Linked DNA regions of Homo sapiens: region 2 is linked to region 1. Evidence: chromatin loops called from intact Hi-C (ENCODE). Cell type or tissue: gastrocnemius medialis. All regions are shown on one strand. Links, peaks and the distances in the headings refer to the core of each region. The heading gives the core; the rest is flanking DNA.

What was found. Peaks named below come from ENCODE experiments on the same cell type or tissue, not always from the same donor. Only the 100,000 strongest peaks of a DNase experiment are listed, where the experiment ranks them.
Region 2: it touches region 1 in a loop (2.2-fold over the local background); 11 of 110 quality-filtered maps call a loop at or near these places.

What each region holds. Positions count from the first base shown.
Region 1 is chr16:89,299,203-89,304,202 of GRCh38, reverse strand. The region is part of intron 4 of ANKRD11 (ankyrin repeat domain containing 11); the gene reads left to right. LOC124903757 (keratin-associated protein 5-2-like) reads right to left here. Exons shown (of 2, transcript XM_047435030.1): 2 at 3,216-5,000. The coding sequence starts at 4,771. The coding sequence ends at 3,842. Among named protein-coding and RNA genes, the nearest start is that of ZNF778, 84 kb to the right of the region's middle. In gastrocnemius medialis, for the core only: no CTCF peak of the experiment used is centred there; DNase peaks (open chromatin) are centred at 1,972, 2,522 and 3,502; H3K27ac peaks cover 4,841 bases.
Region 2 is chr16:89,349,592-89,366,387 of GRCh38, reverse strand. All of the region lies in intron 2 of ANKRD11 (ankyrin repeat domain containing 11), which reads left to right. The region is part of intron 1 of LOC128462377; the gene reads left to right. Among named protein-coding and RNA genes, the nearest start is that of ANKRD11, 130 kb to the left of the region's middle. RefSeq lists enhancers at 873-922, 2,405-2,544, 7,400-7,469, 7,677-8,563, 8,564-9,450 and 5 more. In gastrocnemius medialis, for the core only: a CTCF peak has its summit at 8,767 (motif pointing right); DNase peaks (open chromatin) are centred at 7,665, 8,687, 9,107, 9,987 and 1 weaker place; H3K27ac peaks cover 4,019 bases.

The sequences.
Region 1 (5,000 bases), core at 1-5,000:
TCCCAGTGGATTCTGTCTTGAGCTGCTTGCAGGGAGCCCAGAGGCCTCTGCGCTGGCCGTGCTTGCTCTTTGGTGATTCTTGTGTCCAGAGGCCTCCTTGTCCTCCTGGTCATCCAGCTTCTCTACAGCCCTGCTGGGGAAGGTTGGAGGCAGTAGAGCACTAAGCTGGCCACAAAGCCTGGAGTGAACCGGGAGAGTGCTGAGTCAGGCCCTCGGCTCTGTCCCTGGCTTCCTGAGACTTCTTGAATGCAGCCATAGCACAAGGCGTAGAGGCTGTGCCAGGATGCGGGCTTGAGAGCAGATGGGGGAAGTGGTCCAGGTGAGAAGAGCTCGTGATACGAAGGAGATTGTTGAAGAGGAACGGCAGCAGGCACAGCCAGTAAAGAGGATCCACACCCCAGCTTTTGTCAGCACAGCTCAGCAAGCTTCAGCCTTTATGATTGTGTGGCTGCCGCAGGCCTGTGGCCCCTCCTGTCCTATGTGGGGTGCTCCAGGGATGTGCTCACAGTAGCCAGGTGGAGACTCTGCTGAGTGAAAGGCCAGCAGAGAGGGCTGGTTTTCCCAGATGGGAAGTGAGGGGCAGGTGCAGTGCCAGGCACATGGCTCCTGTCTCTGGGCCAGCACATCTGGGGACAGGAAGGCTGCAGGGACACCAGCACAGGCCCAGGAGGACTCCTCTTCCCAGCAGCGGACAGCTCCGAGGAAGAACACTGGGAGACACGGGGAAGTGAGTGGACAGAATGTGTGGATGGGTTGTGTAAGGGACCTCAGCCCCCAGAAGGGAGGGCCTGGGTGACTCCCTGGAGCTCCCAGCGGTGCTGTGTACTCTCGGGCTTTAGGCCTAGAGAAAGTCAGTCCAGGCCTGAAACCCTGTGTTTGCCGTCTTTGGTCCCCATGCTGGTTTTGGTTGTAGAAGGCCGTCATGTTGATACGTAGCTGTTAGCTCTTTGCACAGTGGCCATGCGGGAGTTGGCCTCAGACCTTTGAGGTGTTTCTGTGATGTCTCTGGAGGTGTTGCTGAAAGGGTTAATGAGACAAGCATCTGCTTCTGCTTCCTGGGAGAATGATCCCACTTGGTAAGGTGGCGTTCCCAGGGCTACCTGGTGCCCACCCCATCTGGCTGCTCAGGTCTCTTTGTGGTGGCCGTTTCATCATGGTGCAGAGAAGCTCTCACCCAGGGCCCTGTTGTGTTGTCAGAAGCTTCCGGGGTCTGTCTGTTGATGGTTAGCGCCTGCGTGGTGCCAGCCGTGCTGGCCCACTGAGGCCATTCTCGCTCTCTGTGGGTCTCTGGGATATTTTCTGCCACAGCCCTGGGTGCTCCTGGAACTGCGTGTTGAACACCATGTCCTTACTCTGTGAGGGGCAGGCCTAGGTGAGGACAGGGTAGGTGAGAATCCCTGTGAGGTGGGAAAACAGTAAAGAACATTTTGAAAATAGAATTTTCCAGGCAAGGATTGTAACAAAAAGACCTAAGAAACGTAGTATTTGTCCTCCTGTGTTTATCACCCTTTCGGGGCCAATTTTAATAACTTCTTGTTTAATGTTGCAAAACTAGATTTCCTAGGAAGATTGTTCTGATGTATGAGTGTGGAGCGTTGCTTATCCTAGAAGCTTGCATTTTAACCAGGACCCTCTTAAAGTAGCAAGTCCACAGCCAGGCGCGGTGGCTCACGGCTGTAATCCCAGTACTTTGGGAGGCCGAGGCGGGCAGATCACAAGGTCAGGAGTTCGAGACCAGCCTGACCAACATGAAGAAACCCTGTCGCTACTAAAAATACAAAAATTAGCCAGGTGTGGCGGCGGGTGCCTGTAATCCCAGCTACTCGGGAGGCTGAGGCAGGAGAATTGCGTGAACCCAATAGGTGGAGGTTGCAGTGAGCCAAGATTGCGCCATTGCACTCCAGCCTGGCAACAGAGCAAGACTCCGTCTCTAAATAAATAAATAGTAGCGAGTCCAACTCCAGTGCGTTCAGCCCCACCCTGGGCCGGGAGGCTGCTGGGCGCTGTGGCTCTCACACACGCCGCGTCCCCTCCTTCCCCCAGAGGAGCCGTTCTTGCTCAGAAATGAGTGGGGTGGAGGGAGAGGCGCACACCAGCAGGGATGAGAAGAGAAACATTGGTGCAGGGTTAACTGACACGTGACAGACAAGAGACTCTTCTCTGGTCCCCAGCAGTCAGGCCTCTCTGGAGGGGTGTGGGTGCCCCTTGCTATGGTGGGAGGGATGCAGGGTCACCACCGTGCCGGATGCCTTGGCTGTGTCCAAGTGGCAGAGGCTGGCACGTCTCCCTCAGAGACCTCCATGTTGCTGTGGGGATGGCTTCCCGCCTCCCAGATGCAGGGTTGAGTCGGCCCTGCCCGCGGTCCAGTGCCATGGAGATGTGGCCTCTGCGGTGCTTAGTCAGGGCTGGGGGCCGCCTGCCAAGAACAATGTGATTCTGTCTGTTGTGAATCAGCCCAGTTTAAAGCAGTCCCCGAGGCTGTGCATCCGCGTGGTCCCTGCACAGCAGCCTGGAGGCTGTCCAGGCAGACGTGAGCATGTGACAGCATCACCTCTGTGTCTTCCAGAGCGCTGGGCAAGAGCCCGTCCTAGGACCAGGCCTCTGTAAGGGCTGTGGGTGCAGCAAGGAGTGGGAAGGCACCTGCCATGTCCCGGCCCCAAGACAGCTCTGCCCACCGAGCCCTCTCAGACCAGCTTGCCCTGGGACTTCTAGCCCATCTTGCCTGCCCTGCTCTGCCTGCCCTGTCTGCCCGGGGCCTCTTGTATCTGCTTTTGAAGTCTGTCCTCTACCACCTCAAGGGTGGTCTCAGTTTAAAAAGCCTTATCACTGAAAGCATTCATATTAAATTATATGATATCTGGGATTTGCTTCAAATGATACTACTTTGTCTACTTTTTTATATGTGTAAGGTTTCCCAAAACTTAAAAAATCTAAAAGTAGCCAGGCACAGTGGCTCACACCCTTCACCCTTCCAGCACTTTGGCGGGAGGATCCCTTGAGGCTAGGAGGTCAAGGCTGCAGTGAGCCGTGATTGCGCCACTGCCCTCCAGCCTGGGCGACAGAGTGAGACCCTGTCCATAAAAAATAAAATAGATAAATAAATAATCAGTCAACCAGCGAATGTTTTTGAGGTTGCTGTGCATCATTGCCTGGCCTCCCTGGGGTTCTGGGGAGCCTCCTGCCCCGCTGTTTCTCCTGCGCCTTCGTCTGTGACCCTGAGTCTCGCTTCTCCCTGCCTAGGACCGCCGGGGTCCTGCTTGTCCTGGGGCAGCCACGAGGGAGCCCTCGTCAGGAGCGCCATGGGCCGAAGCTGCCTGCCCTCTGCACGTGGATGTTTCTTTGGAACAAGGGGAAAAATTATGATTTTCTTATTTTGCTTTGACCTGTGAATGACACCCTGGTCTCTGGTGCCTGGGGTGTGCTCTCTGCAGTGCTGCCAGGCACATGCTGGTTCCTTCAGCGTTAGGTGCTTGGCACCTTCAGTCTTTTCCTGACGTCATGTTTGTTCCTGGTGCCTCAGATAGGAGACGGCTGTTCTGACGGCTCCTGCTTCCCCATTCCTGGAGGGAAGACAGACTTAGCCACTGGTATCTGTGGGACTTCTTGGAACTCTGAATGCCAGACCTTGCCCAGTGCTAGAGGCGACAAGTGTGTGAAGTTGAAGAGGCTTCTCCCACCCGCTCAGCTGCAGTGGACCCGAGCGGGCAGAGAGAGCAGAGTGCAGCAGGGGCCAGGCTGTGCTCGCAGGCGGGGCAGGTGCCTGGAGAGCATGGCGCCCCTGGGAGCCTCTGGCCAGGAAGGGCATGTGCACTGCAGTGTGCCGTGGACCAGTGGCCTCAGCTCAGTGTGTTGACGAGGGTCCCAAGGCACTCACGTGTGTGGGGATGTTAGCAACACACGGCGGGAAGCCCTGATGCAGTTTCTCACCAAGCGTGTAGCAGACCCCACGCACCCCACACAGGTCAGGCACCCCACACAGGGCACAGACCCCACACACCCCACACAGGGCAGGCACCCCACACAGGGCACAGACCCCACGCACCCCACACAGGGCAGGCACCCCACACAGGGCACAGACCGCACGCACCCCACACAGGGCAGGCACCCCACACAGGGCACAGACCCCACGCACCCCACACAGGGCAGGCACCTCACACAGGGCACAGACCCCACGCATCCCACACAGGGCAGGCACCCCACACAGGGCACAGACCCCACACACCCCACACAGGGCAGGCACCTCACACAGGGCACAGACCCCATGCACCACACACAGGGCAGGCACCCCACACAGGGCACAGACCCCACGCACCCCACACAGGGTACAGACCCCACACACCCCACACAGGGCAGGCACCCCACACAGGGCACAGACCCCACGCAGCCCACACAGGGCAGGTACCCCACACAGGGCACAGACCCCACGCACCCCACACAGGGCAGGCACCCCACACAAGGCACAGACCCCACGCATCCCACACAGGGCAGGCACCCCACACAGGGCAGGCATCCCACACAGGGCACAGACCCCACGCACCCCACACAGGGCAGGCACCTCACACAGGGCACAGACCCCATGCATCCCACACAGGGCAGGCACCCCACACAGGGCACAGACCCCACGCACCCCACACGGGGCAGGCAGCTCACACAGGGCACAGACCCCAAGCACCCCACACAGGGCACAGACCCCACGCACCCCACACAGGGCACAGACCCCACACACCCCACACAGGGCAGGCACCTCACACAGGGCACAGACCCCATGCATCCCACACAGGGCAGGCACCCCACACAGGGCACAGACCCCACACACCCCACACAGGGCAGGCACCCCACACAGGGCACAGACCCCACGCACCCCACACAGGGCAGGGATCCCACGCAGGGCACAGATCCCACGCAGGGCAGGGCCAGCCCAAGGCCAGGCCCCTCCCCTGTAGATCTCCTCCCAGGCAGGACCAGAGCCACAGTCACTTCCACACTATCTCCTTCCCTAG
Region 2 (16,796 bases), core at 6,360-11,359, 56 kb before region 1:
AGCTAAAACCAGAACTACCATTTGACCCAGCAGTCTCATTACTGGGTATATACCCAGAGGAATAGAAACCATTCTACCATAAAGACACATGCGGGCGAATGTCCATTGCAGCACCATTCACAGAAGAAGACATGGAATCCACATGAGCATCTATCAGTGACGGATTGGATAAAGAAAATGTGGTGCATATACACCGTGGAATACTGTGCAGCCATGAAAAAGAATGAGATCATGTCTTTTTTTTTTTTTTTTTTTTTTGAGATGGAGTCTCACTTTGTCACCCAGGCTAGAGTGCAGTGGCGCCATTTTAGCTCACTGCAACCTCCACCTTCCAGGTTCAAGTGATCAGATCATGTCTTTTGTGGAACATGGATAGAGCCTGGAGGCCCTTATCCTTAACAAACCAATGCAGGGACAGAAAACCAAATACTGCGTGTTGTCACTTATGAATGGGAACGAAATGATGAGAACACGTGGACACAGAGAGGGACCAGCAGACACTGGGGTCTGCTTGAGGGTTGGGGGTGGAGGAGGGAGAGGAACAGAAAAAATAACTGTTGGGTACTGGGCTTAACACCTGGGTGATGAAATAGTCTGTTCAACAAACCCTGATGACACAAGTTTACCTACGTAACAAACCTGCAACCCGAACCTAAAACAAAGTTAAAAAAAACGTTGGGTTTCTGCGGAGAGACCACCTTCCACAGACACTGCCCAGGAAGAATTGCGGTAAAAGGCCCCCTACTTGGCTTACTGCTCTTCCCTTTCTTGAGTGAACATACCTCTTTTTCAATTATTAAGGCATACACAAGACATAAGAGCTTGGAAATATTTTGAAAGCGAGTTTCAGAAAATCCTGGAGCCATTTCTTGGGCAGAGTGTCTCAGCAGCACGGTAAGGCTGCACCCTGTGGGACCAAGCACAGGCCTCTCATCTGGGAGGCTCCCCTGCACCCTGGTTGGGCTCAGTGGCTCTCACTCTTGTGTGGCCAAGGATGTCTGTGTTCTGTGCTTTGCAGCCAGTGATTTGGCCTCATGCTCTTTAAGGTGAGAGCTCTGCCTCTGCTGATGGAAACGTCAGGAGGTGATGACACAAGGGTTTAGACTACGTGATAAGATGGCCTGGGATTGAAAGAATCTGAGGTTTTCTACAAAAACCAGCTCTGGAACTTCCCCTTCTGACCAGCCAACAAGATAGTCATCACTGGACAGGATTGTTGAAAGAATTGAGTTAATCATCTAGTAAAAAGGAAAGCAAACATGGTCTGTCATAAGGGAAGGAGAGTCTTGTCACTTTTGAGGCCATTTTATTAAATCTTGATTATTTTGGCTTCCAGACTTGTTACCTATAAAACAGAATTCATAGCATCCTCCAGAAAGCTTGGGAAGCGTCTTAGAATGTGATTTCCATGCCAAAATTTGAAAATTAACATAGTGTTGTTCATTTGGCTTTGTAAGAAATGATCTCACAGGTATTCAGCATTCGATGAGGCTTTTCCCTGGGCCATCTGCGTGCCAGGCTGTTGGAACATCTGCAGTGGGATCAGGTTGGCCGTGGTGCTGAGCAAGCTTCCACTTGGAGCCGAGATGAGATTGTGTGATTCTGAGTAGTGTTTACAGTCTGACAGGGAACAGTGTGAGATAGGGCAAGCTTGTCCAGCCCGCGGCCCATGGCAGCTTTGAATGTGGCCCAACACAAATTTGTAAACGTTATGAGATTTTTTTCTAAGCTTATCAGCTGTTGTTAGCATTGGTGTATTTTATGTGTGGCCCAAGCCAGTTCTTCTTCCAGTGTGGCCCAGGGAGGTCAAAAGATTGGACACCTCTGCTTTAGGGTCTGACTGCTGTGCTCAGCGCTGTTTTGAGGGCGAATAGGTTAAGAAAAATACATGGAAAGGCTCTGCTCTGGAGTTAAATCTGTGTTTAAGTAGCATCTCAAACAACTTTCCATATTTCAGCTTGTTCTTACCGTGAGTAGGATGTGTTTCAGTTACCTATTGCGGTGTAAGACAATACATGGTGTCTTAAGAAAATAATGATTTATGAGTTCTCTTAATTCTTGTGTTGCCTGGTGGTTTTCTGCTGGTCATACCTGGGATCACTCATGAAGCTGCATTAGGCTGATGGGGGCTGAATCCATTTCATACTTCAGTCTGTGTGGGCCCCCACATGTTGCCTGAGGGCACAGGTGGAAGTGGCAGGGTCCTCGTGGGCCCAGCAAGTCTGGGGTACACCCAGGCTCCAGGGCTGGAAAGAAAGGCTCCATGTCTTTTTTTTCTTCCTTTTCTTTTGCCTTCCATTGAGTGTGTGTGTGTGTGTGTTTTAAATCAGCGTGTCACTTGGTCGGCTGGGCAGGAATGCAGTGGCATGGCACAATGATAGCTCACCACACCCTCCAACTCCCGGGCTCAAGCTGTCCTCCTGCTCAGGCTCCTGAGTTGCTGGGACTGCAGGCATGTATGCCATCATACCTGGGTAATTTTTTTTTTCTTTTTTGTAGAGACAGGGTTTTGCCACGATGGCCAGGCTGGTCTCGAACTTTTTGCCTCAGTCAGTCCTCCTTGCCGCAGCCTCCTGAAGTGCTGTGCTCCAGGCATGAGTCACCGCATAGGGCTAGCACTCCACTTCCTGACTGGAACCTGCAGGCCCGTGTTCTTCCAGTCTACCACAGAGAGTGTGTTTGTTTCACAGGGGCCTGGGCCACATACACGGGAAGCAGCGTGTGGTGCTTGGTGGACATAAAGTGAGTGAGGCTTGGCACACAGAGTGCGTTTGAATTTGACAGAATGCAAAGAAAGTTTTGGTGGTTTCTCCTAGATTCTGGACTCAGAATTGTGAACTATGTAAGGTTTTTTTTCCCCCTTGAGAGATTTCAAAACTTTGCAAGACTGAATCTTTTTTTTTTTTAATTTTATTATTATTATACTTTTAGGGTACATGTGCACAACGTGCAGGTTTGTTACATATGTATACATGTGCCATGTTGGTGTGCTGCACCCATTAACTCGTCATTTAGCATTAGGTATATCTCCTAATGCAGACTGAATCTTACTCCTTGGCTGGCATTTAAGCATAAATAACAAATTCGCATGCACCGTCAAATACAGGGTGAATTTAGAGACTGCTTCAGAAGGCAGAGTATAGGAAAAAATTTTAAATGAAAACTTACCTATTTCTGATCAGAATTCTTTTATCTGGAAACATCGTATATTTTTTTTAACAGGGATAGGCGTGTTCCCAGCTGTTTGAAATGCTTGTGCCCTGGTGCCGTAAAGAAATAGCACTTGAACGTAAATTTAATTTCCTCAGCAAGGCCATTTTTTATACCTTCTGCAGAAAGGGTACACTCGCCAGCAGTTTTGCCACGAGAGTACACCGGATAAAGGAGACCAGGGTCATTTATAACCTGACGCTGTGTCCGGTTTTTTTATACCAACTGCTGTGTCCGGTTTCCATTGGCTGGAACGGGACCTCACATTCTGTATTTGTCCCGATTGGCTAGCAACTTAGAACTTTTTAAAAGAGGCAAAGGCAGAGGAGAACAAAGGAAGGAGGAAGTAATTTGTGGAATGCTGAGAAAGGTAAAAACACCTTCAACTAAGGAAGAGGAACAGGCCGTGACCTAATGCTTGCTTCGACCAGTATAAGCATGCCAGGGCAGATACTTAGGCTAAATTGTGGGAGCTAAGAACATAAAGTACATTGATTTCTTTATTAAGGCTAGCAGATATTTAGGAATGTCAGCACAGGTCTTTGAATAAATGTTGCTTTTAAGAGAAGTTACTATTTATTTTTAATTAGATGGGGAGGAAAGTCTTTGAAGAGGAACTTCTACTTTTTACACAGCTGAGATGTGTGCTCCGCCCAGTATCTCTGGTGCTGGACACATGGGTTCAGTCACGTGGGATTGAGTCTTGTCCCTTCCGGCTTCAGTGCTGTTCACTTCATTCTGTAGCTGTGCAATTTAGGTTTGGGTCTAGATGGAACTTTCGTGCACTCTCTCCAGCTCAGGTTTTGGTTCTGCTTCCAGTCAGCAAGGACTGCGGGCTGTGCAAGGTGTCGTGAGGTTTCACTCAGGCAGACAGAGGAGCACTCTTCATCCCTAGCAGTGGGAGCTGCTTACGCTGAGATCCCGAAAAGCATATGTGCCGTTCAGTTTGTCCAGTGGTTGTTTCAGAAGGGGAAGAAGAAGGCAGTTGGTATTTCAGAAGAATAAAACAAAAATCCCCTAATCCACTCACATTTGTTAAGCCACATGTCAGATTGGGTAAATAATTGTATCTCATGTTGAAACTTGCATCTTTTACAAAACTTTCAGTGCATTTAATGAAACGTATCTGAGGAGCACTTGAGGGTTAGTCTTGCCCCCTCCCATAAATTCAGGGTCCTCCTGCCTGGAGCCACTCTCACAAGCCCCTGGCCGCCCATCCAGGGTGTTGCAAGGCTGTGCCAGCTCATACCCCATTGCTGCCCCGTCTGACCTTTACTGTCCCTCTGACAGGCATGCTGTTTTGAAGGTCTTATCTAGAGTGCGGATTTTTTTTGTTTGTTTTGTTTTTAAATGTTTAGGGTTAATTTTCCCAAGCTTAAATCTTTTTACTTTGTACTTCTCCCTTAGTCCTTAGAGACATTTATCTTTGTAACTTGTGATCCTTAAGCTTGAAAGTGATATTTCTGGGTGGTGATCTTCTACTGATTGGTGTTTCAGCAGGAGTGGAAGGTCTCCCTGAGCCTGTGTCCTTTGCTGGCAGTCCCACTGCCCTCAGAGCGGCATTCTCCCAGCAGGATGGGCCTCAGTGCTGCCTGCAGAGCCTTCTGGTGATGCGGATGTTCCTCTGCTGATTCTGTAGCATCATAACCAAAGAAGAAAACACTTGTTAATGGCTTGGGATATGTAAGTATGGAACATAAACAGGTGGACTGGCACAAACCCTAAGTTTCAAAGTTGAATGATGATGAAGACAGTCACCTGGCCTGAATGAGGCAGCTCATGCTCAGTGGTCTGTGCTGGCCCCCAGAGAAGTGCACAGCTGGAATGTGTCCCTGCAGCACCCCCCGCCCCCGGCGCTGTGATGGTTCTGTGTGTGCTGAGGCCAAGGAAGGCCTGTGTCACCCCGTTTCCTGCTGCTTGGGGCAGGCCCTCTGCGGGAGGAAGAAGGGGGATGTGCTGCTGGGGTTTCCTAAGGGGTGCGCAGAGGTGGTGGTTTAGGGTAGCTGAGCAGGGTTTCAGGCTTACAGGAAGAAGTACGGGCCTAGCCAGGGTGTCTGTAATTGGGTTGACAGGTTTCCACAATGAGAGTAGGAGGTGCCATTGCAGCAGGGGCTGGGGTGGGCTGATCCTGGAGCCCAGGGCTGCCCAGGTTTGGAGTCGTTCACTGTGTGAGTTGGATCGGATCCATCTGGATGTGAGAGACAAGGAGCCTCTCACCTGATGCAGAGCAGTGGCCAAGTCCCGACACAGGCTCAGTGCAGGGGCAAGAGACCGTGGATTCTGTTGAGGTTTGCAGGTCTTAACCACATGCAGAGAGGCTTCATGCAGAGAGGCTGTGACTGACCAGGTATCTGATTACTTGGATCTTTCTTGGAGGCTTAACAGGAGTTTTTAGTGAATCGAAATCTTTTCTTCTCCTCTTCCTCTCCATAGCCACATGACAGACACACACACCTGGAGTTTTGAAAGGGAGTCCACGTATGACAGATGAAGCTGCCTAGTGTTGACCATCGACGTTCTAGGTTCCGAACATACCATGAATTTCATCTCAGGTGCACTGGCTTCTAGAATGCTGTCATTCCCGACTTCATGCTTTCGTGCCATTTTAGTGGTGAAAGTAAATATTGGAACCACTGACATTGGCTAATGCACATAACAATAATCCATGGTTTTTTAATCTTTTAAATTTTGTAGGATTTGTGGTATATAGTTTCTCAGAATTTTGCTATGTGTAATTTAATGTCATTCATTATAAATGTTTATCAAGTGATGAAGATGGAAAAGTGGGCATGGTGATGTTCACCTGTAGTCCCAGCTACTTGGGAGACCAATTCGAGAGGATTGCCTGAACCCAGGAGTTTCAGGCCAGCTTGGGCAACATAGTGAAGCCCCATCCCTAATACAAAATAAGATAAGATAACATAGCCATAAAAATGAACGAGATCATGTCTTTTATGGGAACATGGATGGAGCTGGAGGCTATTAGCCTCAGCAAACTAACTCAGGAACAGAAAACCAAATACTACATGTTCTGACTTTACAAGTGGGATCTAAATGATAAGAACTTAAAAACACAGGGAAGGAAACACCAGACACGGGGGTCTACTTGAGGGGAGAGGGCGGGAGGAGGGAGAGGAGCAGAAAAGATAACTGTTGGGTACTGGGCTTAGTACTGGGTGATAGAATAACACGTACAACCTCCCCCCCCGCCCACTGCCGACATGTGTTTACTTATGTAGTACACCCTCACATGTGCCCCCGAACCTAAAAGTTAAAAAACATATAAACTATGTGATGCTGATTTTGGCATCCATGGCACTCTCTGTTCTTAGGGTTTTGTAGCTTTTACACAAGAATTGAATAAAAACTATCTTATCTTTCTGCATCACATAGAATGTAGTGTAGACTAAAATGCAAACATCTTCTGCTGGCTGTTGAGACTCAGATATGAAGACCGTTGAAAATGCCTCTTGTACAGTTACCCAGTTCCTGCTTCAGTGTGGAGAGGCAGAGAGGTGAACAGCCGGCTACCTTCGTGGTAAAAGAAGCTGAAATGAGCAGCTCTGTGCCATTAATAACAGTTTCGGCCAGCAGCCAAGGCTCAGAGTGTGGGATTAGCCTGAAGAATCAAGACTGCAGGGCCGGAACAAGGAGGTAGGCACAGTGAGGTCACAGTGCTGCCATCTGCATCCCGAAGCAGTGGGGGCCGAGGGGCTGCAGCAGACGTGTGCGCTGCTCCTTGGCGCAGGCTGGAAGGTCTTCCTGCTCCTCTGCTGGGGCTGGCTCCAGGAGCTGGCTGCAGTTCCCTGGGAGTCTGCTTTTTAAAGGGCTGTACGTGCGATTGAGTTGTATGGGAAATGGCTGCTCTGGGATTTTCTGGAGTCTTTACTAAAAATAAAGAAGCATACTCAAGCAGTTTGCATCTAGCATTTGTTCTTTGGAGGCACCATTCATGTTAAAGATGGTGTGTGTGGGACAGATCGCATTTCCGTGATCTTGTTTCAGATTGATTTTTTTTTTCTTCCAGAATCAGTCTTTTAGATGAGGACAGTGACAATGATGTTTTATATATTTTGGAATATTAAAATTTGAAGCAGAGAAAGGCTTTGCTCTGTCAGTGTTTAATACTGACGATTTAGACATATATAAGAAATGTATAGCCTTGTCTTTACAAAAAATAGAAAATTAGCCAGGTGTGGTGGTGCATGCCTGTGGTCCCAGCTGCTCTGGAGGCTGAAGTGGGAGGATCACTTGAGCCCAGGAGGTCGAGGCTGTGGTGAGCCATGATCGCACCACTGCGCTCCAGCCTGGGCAGCAGAGGGAGACCCTATTCTCAAAAAAAAAACCTACAGGCAAAAAACAAACTATAACTGAAATGTGAGATGTGGGTTTTAGCGGCACAGGGGAAGTGGTTTGCACGTGGGGTTATCTAGGGCTGGGTGCAGATGTCCCGTCCTCAGCACACAGGGCCAGCGAGGGCAGCTTGTGGGTTGTCACTGAAATGAGCTGCAGGCAGCATCCTGGGTAAACAGTTGAAATCTTAGTCATTCTGTTTATTTATTAATTATTATTTTTAAAGTTTTTGTGAGTACATAGATGAATGTATTTATGGGGTCCATGAGATGTTTTGATATAGGCATGCAATGCGTAGTGATGATATCATGGAAAACGGGGTATCCATCTTCTCAACTAGTTATCCTTTGTGTTGTAAACAATCCAGTTACCAACCCAACCTGGAAATTGAGTACCAGTAATATAGGCAGTTATCCACGTGGCTCTTTGAAACGTGGTCGCTAAGCTGTGCATGTTTGCAAACGTGGAAGCTGTTGTGTAGATGATGTTCACTCCCGTGAATATGCAGCTGTGATGTGGCCAACAGAAGGGAAGGAACACGCCTGTGTGCTCTACGTCTTCTGCAAGCCGGCACAGCTCCATGCGGGACCAGTGCTGATGCCAGAGTGAGGTGTGGGGGCTGTGGCCTGTGTCTGCCCGCACGTGGTGGCATTCTAGCAAAGCCACGTGGGTGGGTGCAGCATCTCCAGCCACCCTGGTTGTTAACTGTCACAGCTTGACCTGTGTCCTTGGGTCAAAAGTTGCATCTGGTGCCTCACTCACTTCCTCCATTGTTCAAAGCAGTAAGAGGGTTCAGTCTTTGGAAAGGAAGCATTTACTGGCTATTTGAAGAGATTGATTTCAGAAATTGAGCATCATAACTAAATCTGATTGTTTTGAAAGGATTTACTACTTTTCATTACTTTCATCCCAGTGTTCAATAAAAATAGGAAAAGAAAGGAAAGGTGTCCCCAGAAAGGGGCAGCCAGCACCCTGGCTTCCAGTACCTTCAGCAGCGTTGTCCTGTGGCCATGGATTGGCTTGCCGATGAGCAGTGGTTCCTCCCAGACTCCTCCCTCAGGGCCCTTCCTCTTGTGCAGCTGCTGTTTGTCCCTGGACCCTGTGAGTGGAGTCCGCAGCATTGGCTGTGACAGGCATTCCTCGTTAGGGCTGAGTCGCGTTATGCTGTGTGCAGACGCATTCTGCTTCTCTGTCATCCGCCAGGGGACACTCGGGTTTGCTGTTGGGAACCATGCTGTGTGAACTGTGAACGTCGAAGTACAACTGTCTTTTGGGGGCCCTGCTTTCAGTTCTTTTGTATATCTACCCAGAAGGGGAACTGCTGGATCATATGCTTAGTCCTTTTGTAATTTGTTGAGGAATCGTCACACTGTTTTTTTTTGGCAGTTGCACCATTATATGTTCCCACCAGCAATGCACGAGGATTCCTGTTTCTCCACAAGCTCACCTGCCCCCTGGTTCCCTGTGAGGTGCTGGAGACTGGCAGCAAGTGTCCTGTCCCCGGGACACGTGGTGAGCACAGTCCCTGACTGCCCTTCCTTCATGGTGTGACTTTTATCAGCAGATTTGACAGATGAGAGGTGAATCCTGGGTGTGTTGAAGCTGACTCACCCCGCCCCCAACCCCACTCATCTTCGAAGGTGTGTTGTAGCTCTGGCCGAGCCTACCTCTGAGCAGTGCCCCTAGATGGCTCCACCTTCCTTACACTGTCCCTCCTACAGACTCATCCTCATCCCCACCACTGCCCTTTGGCTATTCTGTGGTAGATTTTTAGAATAAAAGATGTCAAGCCTGGCTGTTGAACCATTAGCATTGGGACATGCCCTGCTGACAAGGCAGCCACCAACCCCTCCAAGATGGTCACAGGTCACTTGGGAGCTGGCCCTTCCCAGCAGCAGGATGCCTGGGACTCCGGGAGATTACAGCCACAGGGCCTGGGAGAAGCCTCAGGCTTTTGTTGTTTATTATGTGCATTATCCTTTTGGGGTCCCCAAAATTGTACCATTACGTTCTTTTTTTTTCTTTTTTCTTTTTTTTTTTTTTTGAGACGGAGTCTTGCTGTGTCGCCCAGGCTAGAGTGCAGTGGTGCGATCTTGGCTCACTGCAAGCTCGGCCTCCCGGGTTCATACCATTCTCCTGCCTCAGCCTCCCAAGTAGCTGGGACTACAGGCACCCACCACCACGCCTGGCTAATTTTTTTTTTTTTTTTGTATTTTTAGTAGAGATGGGGTTTTACTGTGTTAGCCAGGATGGTCTCGATCTCCTGACCTCGTGATCCGCCCGCCTCGGCCTCCCAAAGAGCTGGGATTATAGGCGTGAGCCACCGCGCCTGGCCCTGTTACATTCTTTATAGAGCTGACATTGGAACAAGCAGTGTCTGCTTGAAAGCACTGTTCTGAATGTGTCCAGCTGCTCCATCTGGCTTCCGGAGCTGGTGTCATCATCTAGGCAGGGTTGGCTGATGGATCACATCCTTCTCACCTCAGCGGATGGCTTGCCACCGAGAACTGTGCGTGTCTCTGGAATTCTCCACTTTACTCCCTTGACAAAGATGTCTCCTTTGGACGTCCTGAAAGTCTGTAATCAGTTTTTAAAAACCCACAATAGTTCATTGTTTGTAACCTATAAATGTTATAAACAAAGATGATCAGAAACGTGAGAATTAAAAAATACTTGTGTTTTGTTAGTGAAAAGCACTAGTTCATAGTAACTAAGGTTTTCCAGATTCTTTCTTGTATTTGTTTTGAGACAAGTCTCACTCCAGTGCCCAGGCTGGAGTGCAGGGGCGCTATCTGGGCTCACTGTCGCCTCAGCCCCCAGGGCGGGGCTCATGTGATCCTCCCACCTCAGCCTCCCAACTCATTTCTGGTGGTCTTGGGCGAGTCACTTAGCGTTCCTGAGCCCTGGTCTCCCGAGCTGTGCTGGGGGGAGCACCCTGTTCCTGTGGTGTTTATCTCATCGGTCACTCTGCCTTTCCATTGGGCTGCGCACAGGAGAGCCACAGACCCTTGCCGTGAACCGCCGTGGCAGGGCCTCGGTGCAGATGCGATTGTCAGGCTGCGCTCAGTAACACAAGACCTGCCCTCGACGGGTGGATGCTCATAACAAGATGAAGTTCAAGTGAGCATCTTTGGGTTTTTTCTTGTTTTACTTATTAATGGAAGAAACCCTTTATTTTTAAGAGACCTTCTTTTGATCCTGGCGATACTGTGACATTTCAGTCTATTTTTGAGTTGGTTGTGATACTCGATGTCTGGGGCCGTCCCTGCTGGAAGAGAGAGCGTTCAGAGCAGAGCATGTGCCGGACATGGGGCCACGTTCACCCCTGAGGAGCACTTTGAAATGGCTTTGAATTCTTGTCAGCCTTGATTAGGTCTTTCAGGCAAACAGTCTGGCTGATGAAAAGTTTATGGTACAAGCAGCAGAAACTTAATCAGCTCTTCTGTTCTGCCATCGTCCTCCGTTTGTGTTGGAGTCCTGCACGTTCCTCTTTGGTCCTTGTGGGTCTGTGTGAGCCGTCCGCCCGCCTTCCGAGCCTCAGGGTGTGAGCCCTCTGCCCGCCTTCCGAGCCTCAGGGTGTGAGCCCTCCGCCCTCCCTCCGTGAGCCCTCTGCCCGCCTCCCGAGCATCACCAGCATAGGTTCGCCTGGGATGGGAGTATGTTGGGAGCAACTGGGTTGAGGCTCCTTGGCCAGACGGGAGACCACAGGGCAGCTGCCCAGGAAATGTCAGCAACATTTAGACTTTTTCTGATGTTTTTAGATGAAAGCAAACATGTTGTTCTGGCGTTTCCTTCCTGCATCTGGTGGGTCTTCAGCATGTGAATCTGTGCATTTCCTGGGACTTGGAAAGTCTGTTGCCCTCACTCCTTTGGGGGCATTTTCTTTGCCAAAGGAGCTAGAAGAACGAGCTTCCAGGCCACTCACAGCCTTTGTTTGTTTGAGAGTGTCTCACTCTGTCTCCCAGGCTGGAGTGCAGAGGTGTGATCTCGGCTCACTGCAACCTCCGCCTCCTGGGTTCAAGCGATTTCTCCTGCCTCAGCCTCCCTTATGAGTAGCTGGGATTACAGGTGCTCGCCACCATGCCCGGCTAATTTCTGTATTTTTAGTAGAGACGTGGTTTCACCGTGTTAGCCAGGCTGGTCTTGAACTCCTGACTTCAGGTGATTCACCTGCCTCGGCCTCCCAAAGTGCTGGGATTACAAGAGTGAGCCACCGTGCCCTGCCAGCTTTTGTATTTAAAGCATGCTTTGATGACACACAATCAAATCTCTTGAGTATTCCAGCCTAGAAGTGCCCTCCCTATCAAGAGCAGGTGCTGGGCACGCTGCCCTCTGCCCTCTGTGACATTTCCACTGGTGCAGGGAGGTGGGCTGGCTCTGCACTGCGCTGGCATAGTGGACCTCACTGCTGCAGTGTTGACTGTGTCAAGCACTTTTTATATTTGGGTATTTGTCTAATGTTAGTAAAATCATTTTTGAGACTTCAAAAAAGATTGACAGTGAGAAGGAAAAGGAGGCTTTTCAAATTCTAGGGTGAGATACAGTGTTTCAACATGAAGTTTTCTTTTTTTTTTTTTTTTTGGCTGAATGCAAAATTTAGTTATATATATGTAAAATTTGTGAAAATGCGTGCCTTGGAAGATTTGAATGGGTAAAGGTATACTTTCCTCCATCTGTGCAGTGCATTATTTAGAAGCAGTGGAGTGACCTTGCAGGCGGCACCTGAGGGAGTGCCAGGCATGGGACTGTTGGGCGGGCAGCTCCCGAGAGCCCTGCAGGGCTGGGTGCTCTGGCTCCCATCAATTATTTACAGACTTGGGGCATTCAGCTGGGCTGGTTCACAAGGCTGGAAGCCAGCTCCGCCTTTATGTCTCCATCTCTGCCCGCCGCCCCTCACCCTGTGGCAGACATGCCCCACGCTCCCTGCATGAGAGGCTGCAGAGGCTGCTCTGTCTTGTTTCGGGTGTCTCAGGGCTGATGTGTGTTGTGTTCCCATAGTGGCTGTTGATCATGAAAAACATTATGTTCCATAAGATATGTGACCAGTTCGGGCGTAGTGGCTCACGCCTGTAATCCCAGCACTTTGGGAGGCCCAGGCAGGCGGATCAGCTGAGGTCAGGAGTTCGAAACCAGCCTGGCCAACATGATGAAACCCTGTCTCTACTAAAAATACAAAGAAATTAGGCAAGCGTGGTTGTGCATGCCTGTAATCCCAGCTACTAGGGAGGCTGAGGCAGGAGAATTGCTTGAACCCGGAAGGCGGAGGTTGCAGTGAGCCGAGATTGCACCACTGTACTCCAGCCTGGGTGACACAGTAAGACTCTGTCTCAAAAAAATGAAAAAGTGACCAGTTCCTTGTAGTTGCCTTGGACTGGTGTTCCTCTTACTGCTGGTATTTCCAGCTCTACTTTTGAGATCCTCTGGAGAAATAAATAGAAACTTTGTTTACTTTCTCTCTCTCTCTCTCTCTCTCTTTTTTTTTGGAGTTGGAGTCTCACTCTGTCACCCAGGCTGGAGTGCAGTGGCGCCATCTTGGCTCACTGCAACCTCCGCCTCCTGAGTTGAAGCAATTCTCCTGCCTCAGCCTCCTGAGTAGCTGGGATTATAGGCGTCTGCCACCATGCACGGCTAATTTTTGTATTTTTAGTAGAGACGGGGTTTCACCATATTGGCCAGGCTGGTCTTGAACTCCTGACCTCATGATCCACCTGCCTTGGCCTCCCAAAGTGCTGGGATTAATTACAGGCGTGAGCCACCGCGCCCAGCCCTACTTTCTCTTGTTATAATTTTAACTCAGTGTTAGGGTGAAGTAAATGGATCCTGTAAAGTTAATATATTCAAGGTTTAATGTTTTCCATAAACTTTTCTGAAGTATGTTTGTTTTAAAATAATTTTGTTGTAGTGACCCCCTTTGCTTAAACATGCCGTGAAGTAGAACAAGCCGTGAGAGAAAAGAGGGAAAGGACAAGATGCTGACAAAGCAGGTAGGGGCCCTGCTTGGGGGCCCATGTGGTCATCTTGAAGGAGGGCAGCAGCACATAGGAAACGCACTCAAGAATCTGCCTGGCTGAGCACACACATTTTCAGAGGCAAGCGGGACTCACCCAGCTGAGGCTTCAATAAACTGGTGAATTGGGTGGAGAAGGGCCAGGCACAGAACACTTTGGTGCTGATGAGTGGAGCGGACAGAGCTTTTACCCTTCAAAGATCTACCACAGTGTGTGTGAGATCTGGATGGGCCAGGGCGAGAGGAAGTGGCCCTGACAGGGGCCTCACTCTTGGGGGCAGGGCTCGCTCACTGTGTTGAGCTTGCCAGAAGCTCTGAAGGGTGTGAGCCTTGAAGATCTGCCCTGACATTCCTCTGTGCCCAGCATCAGCAAGTGCCCTCCTGCCACTGACCTGAGAGCAGGAGGGCGTCACTGTGGCCTTCTGCTTGGTTTTCTTGGGGGGCTGCCTTGAGACATTGCGGTGCCTAGACCCCTGGCTTCTTGACTTGCCTTCCCCCAGGGCTCTGCACCGCGTGGCGTGATGCATACCTGGCCACTGTGAGATCCAGTCCTTAGGACAAGTCTTGTCTCGTGTCCAGCATTCCATCCCTAGGGAAACGTGTCTCATGCTTTTCAAAGAAGATAATCGGCCAGGTGCAATGGCTCACGCCTGTGATCCCAGCATTTGGGAGGCTGAGGCAGGCGGATCACTTGAGGTCAGGAGTTTGAGACCAATCTGACCAACATGTTGAAACCCCCGCCTCTACACAAATTACCTGGGCCTGGTGGCTTGTGCCTGTCATTTCAGCGGAGGCGTGAGAATTGCTTGAACCTGGGAGGCAGAGATTGCAGTGAGCCACGATCGCACCACTGCACTCCATCCTGGGCGACAGAGTGAGACTGTCTCCAAAAAAGAGATAATACCAGCTTGATTGAGAGGATTGACAGACCGTAGGCTTACCCAGATAAAGCGCACAGTTCAAAGGTTGTTAGTGTATTCACGGGTCTGTTCAACCACCAGGACTGTCAGTTCTAGAACATTGCTGTCACCTCAGAAAGAAACTTGGACCTTTAATCGTCACTCCTTGTTCCCCCTGCAGCCTCTGCGTCCTCTCTGAGTCTGCTGTTCTGGTCATTTTGTGTCCATGGAATTGCATGCTGTGTGGCATGACACGAACCTGCGCCCAGGTCACAGGGCCTATGTCTGCAGTGCCCACAGCAGCATTGCCTCAATGCCAAACACAGAGAGAAGCTTCGTCTCCATGCCTTAACTTACAGACCTGCCCGAGAGTCTGTATCCAGTGTTTTCTTGAAAAAGTTCGCTAGGATCCTCTTTGAATACGTATATTTATGAAATGAGAATCAGTTATTTGGTGTAGTGGGTAATGAATGCCTGGAGTGATTTGCGGAGGTAGTGGAGGGTGTGTGGTGAAGTCAGCCACCTGCTCAGTATCAAGGACAGCCTCATCCTGCTCCTGTTGGGATCTGGTCTTCCTTCCCTAGGGCCATGGATGCCATCCCCTTCAGGAATGTATTCTGCTTTTCCAGATGTGTTTGGCGGCCTGTGGGCGTGGGGTGATGGGCATTCAATTTCATTCTTTGCCGTGGAACCCCTCGCCCATGCCCACCACCAGCTGCCGCCGCCGCCTCTCTGCTTTTCTTCACAACAGTGCTCTTGACGAGCTCTTGTGCCCGCCATCGTCCACTCCCGTGCATTCTCTCTGAGAGCTTCTTTGAGGTACAGTTTAAATACTTTGGAATGCATCAATTTTAATAGCGGTCGGGGGATGCATCCTGAGAAATGCGTTGTTAGGTGATCTTGTCCTCTGAGCATCACAGAGTGTGCGTACCCAGATCCAGAAGGCAGAGCCTCCCACACACCTAAGCTACATGGTAGAGCCTGTTGCTGAGTCACCCTGCTGAATCGTGGAAAGAAATCGTAACACAGTGGTAGGTGTTTATGCCATGGGACCCGTTCCACTCCATTAGCATCTTATGGTAGCACATACCACCATCATGAATGTGGCCTGTTGACCACACTCAACATGAGCATCATGTTGCTCATGACTACAGATGTGAGAGTTTTAAGGAATCAGTTGGAACTGTCTTGTTCCCACCATCACAGTCATGATACAGAGTAGTATTTCCATCACCCCAAGAAAGTTCCCCCTTTCCTCTTTGCAGCAGCATGTCATCCTATTTCCTGGACCCAGGATGCTGATGTGCTTTCGGTCACTGTAGCTTTTGCTTTACTAGAATTTAATATGAATGGAATCATTGAGTGTGGACTCTTGTGTCTGGTGTGTTTCATCTTCCTTTTGAGATTGATCTGGGTTCTGTGGTGTATGTCAGTAGTTTACTGAGTAGCTTTTTAGGGGGTAGATATGTCGCATGTTCATCCAATAAGCAGTTATAGACATGTCCGTTGTTTCCTAGTTTTAGCTGTTGGGAGTCAAGCTGATATGAGTAGTTGCATGCAAAGCATCAGATGGCTGGATGTGGTACCTTTTCTGGGTCTGGGTTTCTCGGTCACATGTTACATGAATGTTTAACTTGTTAAGAACCTGCCAGACTCTTTTCCAAAGTGACCACTCAGTTTTGTGTTCCCACCAGCGTTGAATGGGAATTCCATCTGCTCTGTCCTTGCCGTTACATGGTGTAGTCCATCTTTTCCATTTTAGCCATTCTAGTGAATTGCGGTTTTAATTTCCAGTGCCCTAGTGACAAATGATGTTGCTTGTCTTTTCATGTGGCTTTTTTGGTGGGGGGAAGGGACTATCCATGTATTTGCTTTGGTGAAGCATGTGTCTTCACTTTCATATCTGCCATTTGCTCATTTCTAAAAATCGGGTTGTCTGCTGATTTTTGAGAGTTCTTTATGGATTCTAGACACAGGTCCTTTACCAGCTATTTGTTGTTTGAATATGTGTGTGTGTGTGTGTGTGTGTGTGTGTGTGTGTGTGTGTGTGTGTGTGTTTTAACAAGTATTTGGCCTGTATTTTTATTTCTTAATAGTGTCTTTAGAGCAGCTAAAGTTTTTAGTTTGATGAAGTCCAACTTCATAGTTTTGTCTTGGGTACTTTGTGCTTTTTGTGTCTTTAAGAAATCTCTCTAAGCCAGCATCGTAGAGCAAGTTTTCTTCTACAAGATACATAGTTTTCAGTCATATTTACTTCAATTATGAAATAATTTTTGTGTATGGCATAAGGTAAGGTTAGAGGTTTTTGTTTTTTGCATGAGGATATT